2 separate regions of the Homo sapiens genome follow, and region 1 is linked to region 2. A link is an interaction called in ENCODE POLR2A ChIA-PET data of the cell type or tissue named here. Cell type or tissue: OCI-LY7. All regions are shown on one strand. Each heading gives the region's core, and the rest is flanking DNA. Links, peaks and the distances in the headings are about the cores only.

Evidence for each region. Peaks named below come from ENCODE experiments on the same cell type or tissue, not always from the same donor. Only the 100,000 strongest peaks of a DNase experiment are listed, where the experiment ranks them.
Region 1: POLR2A ChIA-PET joins it to region 2 with 6 read pairs; 2 of 35 experiments call an interaction of 5 or more read pairs at or near these places.

The regions. Positions count from the first base shown.
Region 1 is chr10:30,706,754-30,712,133 of GRCh38, forward strand. It overlaps the pseudogene SVIL2P. Among named protein-coding and RNA genes, the nearest start is that of LINC02644, 14 kb to the right of the region's middle. In OCI-LY7, for the core only: a CTCF peak has its summit at 2,723 (motif pointing right); DNase peaks (open chromatin) are centred at 238 and 2,718; H3K4me3 peaks cover 635 bases; H3K27ac peaks cover 1,649 bases.
Region 2 is chr10:31,874,817-31,880,196 of GRCh38, forward strand. All of the region lies in intron 3 of ARHGAP12 (Rho GTPase activating protein 12), which reads right to left. Among named protein-coding and RNA genes, the nearest start is that of ARHGAP12, 51 kb to the right of the region's middle. In OCI-LY7, for the core only: no CTCF peak of the experiment used is centred there; no DNase peak of the experiment used is centred there.

The DNA of each region.
Region 1 (5,380 bases), core at 145-5,144, 1.2 Mb before region 2:
CGGCTCCCCTATCACTTGTGCGCACAAGGGCCACACCTGCAAACAGGACTGAGTCAGAGCTCAGGGTGCACTTCTGGGAGAGGGTCAGCAAAAGCAGCAGCTGCACAGGTGGTACAGCCTCCACTTGGCCAATGCTGGCCGGCCTGCTAGGGTCAATGTCCTGGCCCAGTGCCTGCAGGGTAGGGTTGCTCGTGCCCCACCAGGGTCAGGAGACAGCTGCTTGAGGTGCTCAGGGATGCTGAGCCAGGCTCCTCCGGGGCGTGATAGGGGTTTAATTTCTATAAATAGGTGGCTCTGGGGCAAGAATACTTAACCACGAGCAGTCTTCATATCTCTGTTTTCTGTTATTCCTACTGGTACCAAACTTATTCTTGAAACTCTTTTGATGGCATAACATATCCAAACTTTATTTATTTATTTATTTTATTATTTTATTTATTTATTTATTTATTTATTTATTTATTTATTTATTTTGAGACAGAGTCTCGCTCTGTTGCCCAGGCTGGAGTGCAGTGGCATGATCTCGGCTCACTGCAAGCTCCACCTACTGGGTTCACATCATTCTCCTGCCTCAGCCTCCTGAGTAGCTGAGACTACAGGTGCCCACCACCATGCCCGGCTAATTTTTTGTATTTTTAGAGAAGTGAGGTTTCACCGTGTTAGCCAGGATGGTCTCAATCTCCTGACCTGGTGATCCGCCTGCCTCGGCCTCCCAAAGTGCTGGGATTACAGGCATAAGCCACCGCGCCCGGCCCTATTTATTTTTTTTGAGACAGGTTCTCACTCTGTTGCCCAGGCTGGAGTGCAGTGGCGCAACCTCGGCTCACTGCAACCTCTGTCTCCTGGGTTCAAGCAATTCTCCCTGCCTTGGCCTCCCAAATAGCTGGGATTACAGGCCCCCGCCACCACACCCCATTAATTTTTGTATTACACTTTAAATTAGGCAACTGATCAAGGCTGTGAAAAGAATGACCCCATAAGTTCTTCACACTGAAAATTGAATATTTACATTGATAAAATTAAAAATAAATACACATAAGAAAAATTAATTTGTATATAGGACTACATTTCAATACATGCAGGAAAACTGTAAGGAAAATTAGTGAAATGCCCATTTTGTAAAATATCTTTAAAGAAATAAAAGTCTAGGCTTACATCTGTAATCCCTGAGTTTTGGGAAGCTGAGGTGGGAGGATCACTTAAGGCCAGGTGTTCAAGACTACCCTGGGCAGCACAGTAAAACCCCATCTGTACAAAAAATTAAAAAATCAGCCCAGTATAGTGGCATCTGCCTGTAGTCCCAGCGCTTTGGGAGGCTGAGCCAGGAGGATCACTTGAGCCCAGGAGTTCAAGGCTGCAGTGAGCTATGGTTATACCACTACACTCCAGCCTGAGCAGTAGAGCAAGACCCTGTCTCTAAAATAAAAATACTTTTAAAAAGAGATACAGTTGTATTTTGGGTATATACGGTCAAGTCTGTTTAGAATGTTAGGACGTAATATTGGTTATTTAAGTGTAAATGTGTATTTACACAATGTATTTGAGTGCTAAAAATGTCTAGGTCTTTATAGACTGTTATGAGCTATTTGAAACATGCCTTTCCCCAGTAATCTAGTTGGTGCAACAGATTTTCACTACTTTGAGGAACAGGATTGCTAATCAAAGGCAAAATTTTTTTGCTAAGTTAGCAGAAATTTCAGTTGAGTGGCTTCCAAATTAATTATAGTTATTTATAATGTAGTCATTGATGGTTCCTATTTTATTTTGCCCTCTCAAAAACATACAAACTTAGCCAGTTCAGATCCACAGTGGATGGTACGAAAGGCTGTTTTTAGTGAAAATGCTTTAAGAAATTATTAGAATCATTTATGGAACCTACGTTACAGATACTTTACCAAACAAATGGCCAAAAAACAAATAAAAATGACCCCTGAACTTTTAGGAACTTAAATGAGTTTTCTTCTTCCCTTCAAACCTCAATACAGTTGTAATGTTGGAAATGGGATTGGAGCTAGGAAAAGTTGCGGTGATATAGAACCAGAGACTCCAGTTTTTTTTGTTTGTTTGCTTGCTTGTTTGTTTGTTTGTTTGTTTTGTTACGGAGTCTCATTCTGTTGCCCAGGCTGGAGTGCAGTGGCACAATCTCGGCTCACTGCAACCTCCATCTCCCGGATTCAAGTGATTCTCCTGCCTCAGCTTCTTGAGTAGCTGGGATTACAGGCATGTGCCACCATGCCCAGCTAATTTTTGTATTTTTAGTAGAGACGGGTTTCACCGTGTTGGCCAGGCTGGTCTCGAACTCCTGACCTCATGATCCGCCTGCCTCGGCCTCCCAAAGTGCTGGGATTACAAGCGTGAGCCACCGCGCCCGGCCAGTTCTTTTACTATTACAATTTAGCAGGTCTTCTCCACCTCGAAGCTCGGATTAATTCTACCTGTGTTTCCACAGTGCTTTGAATTATTTCATATTTTACATTCATTCTTCATCTGGAATTTACTTTGATGCACATGATATCTTCAGCTTTGTTCTCTTTTCTTTCAAAGATCCCGGAAGTTTTAACTTCGCGCCCCGCCTGTTCGTCCTCAGCAGCTCCTCTGGGGATTTCGCAGCCACGGAGTTCGTGTACCCTGCCCGAGCCCCCTCTGTGGTCAGTTCCATGCCCTTCCTGCAGGAAGATCTATACAGCGTGCCCCAGCCAGGTAAGGCCTGCAGGGGGCAGCTATGCTGAGCAGCAGAAGACACACCTTCTATGTGCTTCTGCACACCCAGAACATGTGCTTATGTTAGCTCATTTCATCCTCACCCCTAAACCCAAAGGAGGGAGGGTGAAATCAGCCACACATTATAGCATAAGCAACAAGGCTCAGTTACTTAACCCACCCAAAGACGTCAGCTAAGAACAGGTTAAGCACCACAGTGGCAGGCCTGGCGTCTCCACTCTTCTCCCAGCCTTCCTCTCAGTCTTGTTGCTGCATGGTCACCCGTCAACTGCCATTGCTCCAGCCATCATGTTTGCATTTAAGACAGAAAGAGAAAGAAGGGTGGAGGAAAAAAGGGAACTTAATAGCCACATCTCTCTCTTTAATCAGATAAAAAAGACGTTTTCCCAGAAGCCCCCAGCAGACTTCTGCTTATGTCTCATTGGCCAGAGCTTGTCACATGGCCAACCCCAGCTGCAAGGGAGCCTGGGAAAGCAAATGGCCAGGGAGAAGGGTGTTGAGGTATCGGCTAAGTTAGCCAGTGAACAGGGTCTGCCATACCAAGTCTCCGCAGCAGAGCCAAGACTCCAGCCCAGGTCTTCTGATCCCAAGGTCAGGGCTCTGTGCCCTCATTCTGGTTGGGAAAGTCACAAGAGACTGGGCTTGACAACCCCTCCCACCCACCCTCCAATGAAGCCAAGGTCAGCTGCCTCTCAGTTTGTGTTTGTTGCTTCTCACATTACAAGAGCCTGGAGCTGCAGCCAGGGACCTCACCTTGCACTGGGATCTCAGGGCACCACTGAAAGTTTGACCAGTGCACATGTCATGCTTGGAAAACCTTAGCCACCAGAAAGAGAGGCTGTGCCCACGCCCTTCATCCTGGGGCTCAGGGCGGGTTATCAACCTCCACTGGGCTTTTAAAGTGTGGTTTTCACAGAATCCTGAAATGCATGCCAGGAAAGGACACACTGTGAGCCAACTAGCAAGAGTGAGAGGCGTTTTGCCACCTGGAGTAAGAGTCAGGCTGACAATTTGAGGAGGAGAAAAAGTGAGGAGGAAAAGGCAGTAGAACAATTTTTATTTTCAATTTATTTCATTTTATTTTATTTTTTAGAGATAGGATCTCACTCTGTCATCCAGGCTGGAGTGCAGTGACACAGTCATGGCTCACTGCAGCCTCAAACTCCTGGGCTCAAGTGATCTTCCCACCTCAGCCTCTGAGTAACTGGGACTATAGGCATGTACCACGCCTAGCAATTTTTTTTTTCTTTTTGTAGAGATAGGGTCTCACCATGTTGCCCAGGCTGGTCTTGAACTCCTGGGCTCAAACAATCCTTCCTCCTCAGCCTCCCAAAGCACTGGGATTACCGGCATGAGCCATGACTCCTGGCCACAGTTTTGATGTTTAAAGCCCATTTCTCTGTAAGAGAGCCATGAGCTCACCTCACTGCTAAGCAGTCACGTGCAGGGCAGGAATGCCACTGACCTGTCTGCAGTGAGATGTGTGCTCCAGTGTTGATTGTGCTCTTTGGAGATAGGTGGTGCTAACAGTCCCTTGAGTGGCACATGCATTATCCCTTCCACTCTTAGCACAGCCCTGCCAGTATCCAGAAGGGCCAGGGGCTTGAGCTGGGGCAAAGGGAGGAGGGCCTGGAGGATGAGGAATGAAAGAGACCAACTCCTTGACACCACCTCTCTCTGCCTACAGGCTTCTCCCAGTTGAACTTTCAAAGGGCTAAGTGTCCTGGGTTTCCGTTTGCCCCTTTGCCCCTGGTTTGACAGCCAAGGGGGTTTCCCCCTGTGACACAGCAGTGGGGAGGGACAACATCCACTGGGTTTGGGGAGGAGTGAACTGGAAGTGTCCGTGAAGGAGCTCCTGACGGTCGGGCTCTGTCCCTGCCCTCACAGTGCCTTTCCTTGACAATCACCACGAGGTGTGCCTCTGGCAAGGCTGGTGGCCCATCGAGAACAAGATCACTGGTTCTGCCCGCATCTGCCGTGCCTCTGACCAAAAGAGCACGATGGAGACCATGCTCCAGTATTGCAAAGATGAGGCCTCGCCAGCAGCTCCCCGGAGCCCTAGACCCTTTTTCCCTTTCTGCATGGGTCAGCCAGTGTCTATAAAGCCTGGCAGATGATAATGAAACCCATTTTTTCCCCTTTAACTTTTTGAGATATATTAATTTTTAGATTAGTGCATTCTCAGCTGCCAGCATGAAGAAGAACTAGTTTTTCTCTCTGATATTATGAGGCCATCTAACTTGTTACCCTCAAGGATAAAGGCTGTATTGTGGAATGCCCCAGGCAGATTAAAACCCTGTTGTACTCGGGGTTGATTACACTGAGAGACAAGTTGGTCTCTGCCATGTACATTATCTGCAAGCTCTACCATGCTGTTGGAGAATGGAAGTTTCCCCCAAATGGTGAATGGCCATTGCCAACCTTTTTATTATTTATTATTATTTTTAGTATTATATCCTAAAAGAAAGACCCATATTAAGTTTGTAGTTTTTCGTATGCCATCCGCATGAAATTTCTGGTCTTTTATGTAAAGTGAAAATACCAGTAATTAATATCTTATCACATTTTTATGTTTTCATTGATACAATTAGTTTAATATCACTGAGTATGTGCAATTGATTATCTTCCTGAAAAACTCTTTAGCAATAAATAACATATG
Region 2 (5,380 bases), core at 75-5,074:
TACAGAAATTAGCCAGGCGTGGTGGCCAGCACCTGTAATCTCAGCTACTCGGGAGGCTGAGGCAAGAGAATCTCTTGAACCCGGGAGGCAGAGGTTGCAGTGAGCCAAGATGGCGCCACAGCACTCCAGACTGGGTGACAACGCAAGACTCTGTCTCAAAAAAAAAAAAAAAAAAAAAAAAAAAAATTTTCACACACATACTCATGTATCTGCCAGAAAACTTACAGAAGACCATATGTAAGTTTCTGTCACTTATTTCTGAGTCATGGAATTACTGCTGGGTTTGTTTGTCTGCTTATCTGTACTTTCTAATTTATTCTAGAAGGAGTTCATCTATTTTTGAAATGAGATTAAAAAGAAAAAAATGCTTACGGGAGAAAAAGGGCCATTAATTTTAAAGTCATGTAACAATTCTGGAATGATCTTTAAGAAATTCTCTAGCTAAGCTCTAGAAGCACAGAACACTTATGATACCCATGGAGGTCAATACTCAAAACTTAAAGTTTACCCAGAAAAAGTAGAGTAGGTAAGGAGGAAGGGTTCATTCAAGATCACAGATATTTTGGGTTCAGTCTAAGCAGAAATGAAGTCACTAAGCTTAGAATTATAATTCTCATAAAAAGTCACAATGAGAATACAGTTCCCACAAGCAAGTTCTCCAAATTGCTAATAAAAAAGACAAAGGATTGGGTAGGGTAGGGAAGGATGGGTAAGGGGGAATAGGATTGTTCTGTAATCACAGTGATCAAAAGTTAACCACCTCTTTAAATGAACAATTCATCCTAAAGTTCCACAAAACTGAGGCCTGTCTAGACACTATTCATTCCCAGCACTTTTCTCTTTTCATTAAATAACTGTGATAAAATATACATAACATAAAATGTACCACTTTAACCATTCTCATGTGTACAGGTCGGTCACACTAAGTACTTTCCCACTACGGTGCAACCATCACCACCATCCATCTCCAGAACTTCTTTCATCTTGCAAAACTGAAACTCCATACTCACTAAACATTAACTCCCCATCCTCCCTCTCCCCAGTCCCTGGCAACCACCATTCTACTTTCTGTCTCTATGAATTCAAGCACCTCATATAAGTGGAATTATACAGTATTTGTCCTTTTGTGACTTATTTCACTTAGCATGTGTCAGAATTTCCTTTCTTTTCAAGGCTGAATAATATTCCATTGTGTGTGTCTGTGTATTTATTATTAATGTATTCATCCATCAATAGACACAGTTGCTTCCACCTTTTGGCTATAGTGAACAATTCTGCTATGAACATGGTGTACAAACACCTTTTTGAATCCCTGGCTTACAGTTCTTTGGGGTAGGTACCCAGAGCCCTTCTCTTTTGAAACTCCTCAAATAAAACTTACCTATTGCTCTAAAGGTCATCATAAAAAAAATAACATCAGGCCGGGCACAGTGGCTCACGCCTGTAATCCCAGCACTCTGGGAGGCCAAAGCAGGTGAATCACCTGAGGTCAGGCGGTAGAGACCAGCCTGGCCAACATGGCAAAACCCCATCTCTACTAAAATATTTAAAAATTAGCTGGGTGTGGTGGCACACACCTGTAATCCCAGCTATTGAGGCTGGAGAATTGCTTGAACCTGGGAGGCAGATGTTCCAGTGAGCCAAAACGGCACCACTGCACTCCAGGCTGACAACAGAGCAAGACTCCATCTCAAAAAAAACAAAAACAAAAACAAAAACAAAAAACCACCAAAAAAAAAAAAAACCCACTAATACTTTACACGTTTTCTACTCCACAACATCTTACATATGCACTGAAGACCATTAATCCAAAAGCGGAGGAAAAAAATCAGTCAGCAGCTAAATTTAAAGCAATTTAGTTGACCTTCCTTAAGTTCATATAACCCCATCCCCAGGAAGAGAAATATAAAACATTCTTCTCATATTTCAAAGTGCAGGAAACAAAAATTCACCTAGTAGGTATATTCCAGTGCTACGAACAGTTAGTGCTAGTTAAAACCGCAGTTTGTTTTTCAAGGTCTTGAGTATCCTTTAAGGGCAGTTACAACCCCTACTCCCAAACTAGCTCTCAGTTCAGAATTTTTAGAAAAGGTTCTAAAATACAAAAGACAAGTTTTTCCAGTTTCTCCGTAAGTCAAATTAACTCCTAATCCTCATCTGAAGACTCAATATCCTGTTCCAAGATCACTTGAGACATGTGTCAGCTCCTTTTGGTCCCAAATGCTTGTTCTTTTTCATCAGGCATCTCAATATCCCAAGGAGAAATCAAACAGGCAAATGAGAAAAATCTGTGGCAGATCTAAAGTCAGTTAAGATTTACTAATTTCTTGCTCAGCATTTCCTTTTGGGACGCTGTTGCGCATTAGAATGAGATATACTGAAAGTAGCATAAAGACGCCTGGTTCCTTTTAACAGAACAAAGTGCTACCAGAGGAAGAAACAAGTCTGGTTATCCCAGCTTTCAGTCTTCATACTCTGTTTTAGTAAATACACTAACATAAAAACTACCTATGTATCAATAAAAATATATCAGAATAACTATACTATTATAAAGTATCCATAACATTTTTCTAATTACCTATAGTTTCTAGAGGAAGACTGACATTTATCAATTCCCATTTTAAGTCATTAAATCTGAAGTTGGAAAGTCAAAAAGATCACACTCCTTCTCACTTGATTGTGTATAAAGAACAGCTGGCTAGTAAGCTATTGTACCTGATAAACAGATTATTTTTCTCCACAAAACACATTTAAATTACATTAACAAAACTGCCAATGAAGAAAAAACTACTTTAACTAAAAAGTGAAATCGTTTTCTACAAAACAAGGTTTGATCCCATTGTGTGCGTTACAACTACTTGAGTGTTTTAGCAATACCATCCACATGACATGGGTGCTTAATGAGGTTTTTCAAAATAAGCATAAAATAATGAAAGAAAATCTGACACACTCAAGGAAGATATTTAGCAGATAATTAATGAAATTTTAAAACCAGTTGGGTGAGGTGGCGCCTGCCTATAATTCCAGTACTTTGGGAAGTCAAGGCGGGCACATAGCTTGAGCCCAGCAGTTTGAGACCAGCCTGGGGAACGTGGAGAAACCCTGTCTCTACAAAAAATTAACTGGGTGTGGTGACACATGCCTGTATTTCCAACTACTTGGGAGGCTGAGGTGGGCAGATCACCTGAGCCTGGGAAGTTGAGGCTGCAGTAAGCTCCAGCCTGGGTGACACAGGAGACCCTGTCTCACAAAAATAAAAAATAAAACATTTTCCTGACTAGAAAAGTGATGATTAAGCTGCACAAAATGTTATACATAATCTTCTTTAAATTATGAAACACAGATACAAAAGGTAAAAGTACCCTTCTTTTAAAAAGAAGTTGGAAAACAGAATAAGTTGAAAAAGAAAGCAGAAATTCACCACCCAATTTTAACTTTTGTTGATATCCTGAATGAGGTTGTAATCATAATACAATCATAATAGGGACAGGCCATGACCGTTTACACAGATTTTCAACTTTCAAACATCTTGGACTTCCATAATTTCACACTAAAACTCCTAAACCTACTTCAATAAATAAAATCAGAACTTCCTTACACTAACTGATCAGCTTTTTGAGAAATCACATAATAGACACTTCTGTTTCAGAAGCCTCAGGTATTATCTGTATAGCAGTGCTTGTGCAATTTTGTATTTGAATGTCTTATTGTATTTTACATTTATTAAAATGAGGCAAAAAGTGTAAAAAATTTAAAAAATGCAGCAGTTCCCTATATTCCTTTATAGTATAGGGATAAGCAAACTATGGTCCAAATCCAGCCTGCTGCCTTCTTTTGTAAATAAAGTTTTGTTGAAACAAAGCCATGCTCCTCTGTTTCCATATTGGCTATGCACTTAGGTTCTCATGCTACAATGGCAGAGTTGAACACTTGCAACAGAGACCACATGGCTCACAAAACCTAAAATGTTTGTTACTGGGCTCTTTACAGAAAATGTTTGCCAAGCCCTGTGAAAATACCCTCCCAATTTTTAAGCTAGATTTTGTTAAAACCATGTACACAAAAATCAGATGAATATGTATTGTTCTTCATTCTTCCAAAGTAATTCCTTCAAATCATTACAAATTGCCATCCCTTTAACATTAAGAGTCCCCTTCTATAACATCAGAAAGAACAGAAAATGAAATCTTCAACTATTTCAGCTATGCAAAAATAGAACATAGGTCAAAGTGTCACTTTATCATTAACAGTGTATTTCAACAGTGTTAATTTACATGTAAGGTTTAATATCTATTTAAAAAGACAAGAATAAGGCCAAGTGCAGTGGCTCATACCTGTAATCCCAGCAGTTGGGGAGGCCTAGGCAGGCAGATTGCTTGAGCTCAGGAGTTCAAGACCAGCCTGGGCAACATGATGAAACCCCATCTTAACAAAAAAATACAAAAATTAGCTAGGCGTGGTGGCACACCCCTGTGTTCCCAGCTACTTGGGAAGCTGAGGCTGGAGGATTGCTTGTGCCTGGAAGGCAGAGGTCTCCAGCCTGGGCAACAGAGTGAGACCCTCTCTCAAAACAGTAACAACAATAACAAAAAGTTAAGAATATTTCTCTTGTTTAACTATGGATATGATTATCACAAAAAACTTGAGTGGTCTTCTTTAAAAATGAAAAAATTTATTTTGAAAATATAATTTTATTAGTAGTTGGCTCAAGTCAAAGAGACAAAATACAGAATTTCTACCTCTCAAAATTGTTTAACTTATTTAACTTAATCTTCCCCAAATATTTCTCCTCTGACCTCAGATCGTATCCTATTCATTGCCTCATCCTACTAATTACCTGCATTACCTACAAATCACCTAATATGGCTCACACTTGGCTCTAGTATTTTAAAAAAAAGACAATACTATATAGTCTATCAGGCTGACACTAAGCTGGCAATTTTTAAATCAGATAAATTCCATAACTAATACCATCAGTGCTACACTAGTAGAATCCTATTGGGATATCCCATGCATTCCAAGTTCTTAATGGTTATAGTGATGGTGCCTACATGCTTCTACAGGGTTTCTGGCCATTCTCTGCAGGTACCTTTAACTATGCCCAGAGGTCAGGGAACATCCAGTTAAATCAAATTTTTTTCTTATGGGAAATAATAGGGAAGCAACAGAAATAATATACTATTCTACCTAGATGTCAGGTATTTATTCATAAGCATGGTTCTGTTCAAAGATATGCTCTCTGCTCATCATCATATTCTTCGAACTGTGCACGATACAAGGTACATAGCTGGTGCTCAATAAATATTAAATGAGTACATGAATAATTCATTATTCAAGTAAATTAGATGTCACAGTTTTTGCCTTCTTTATTTTGTTCTTT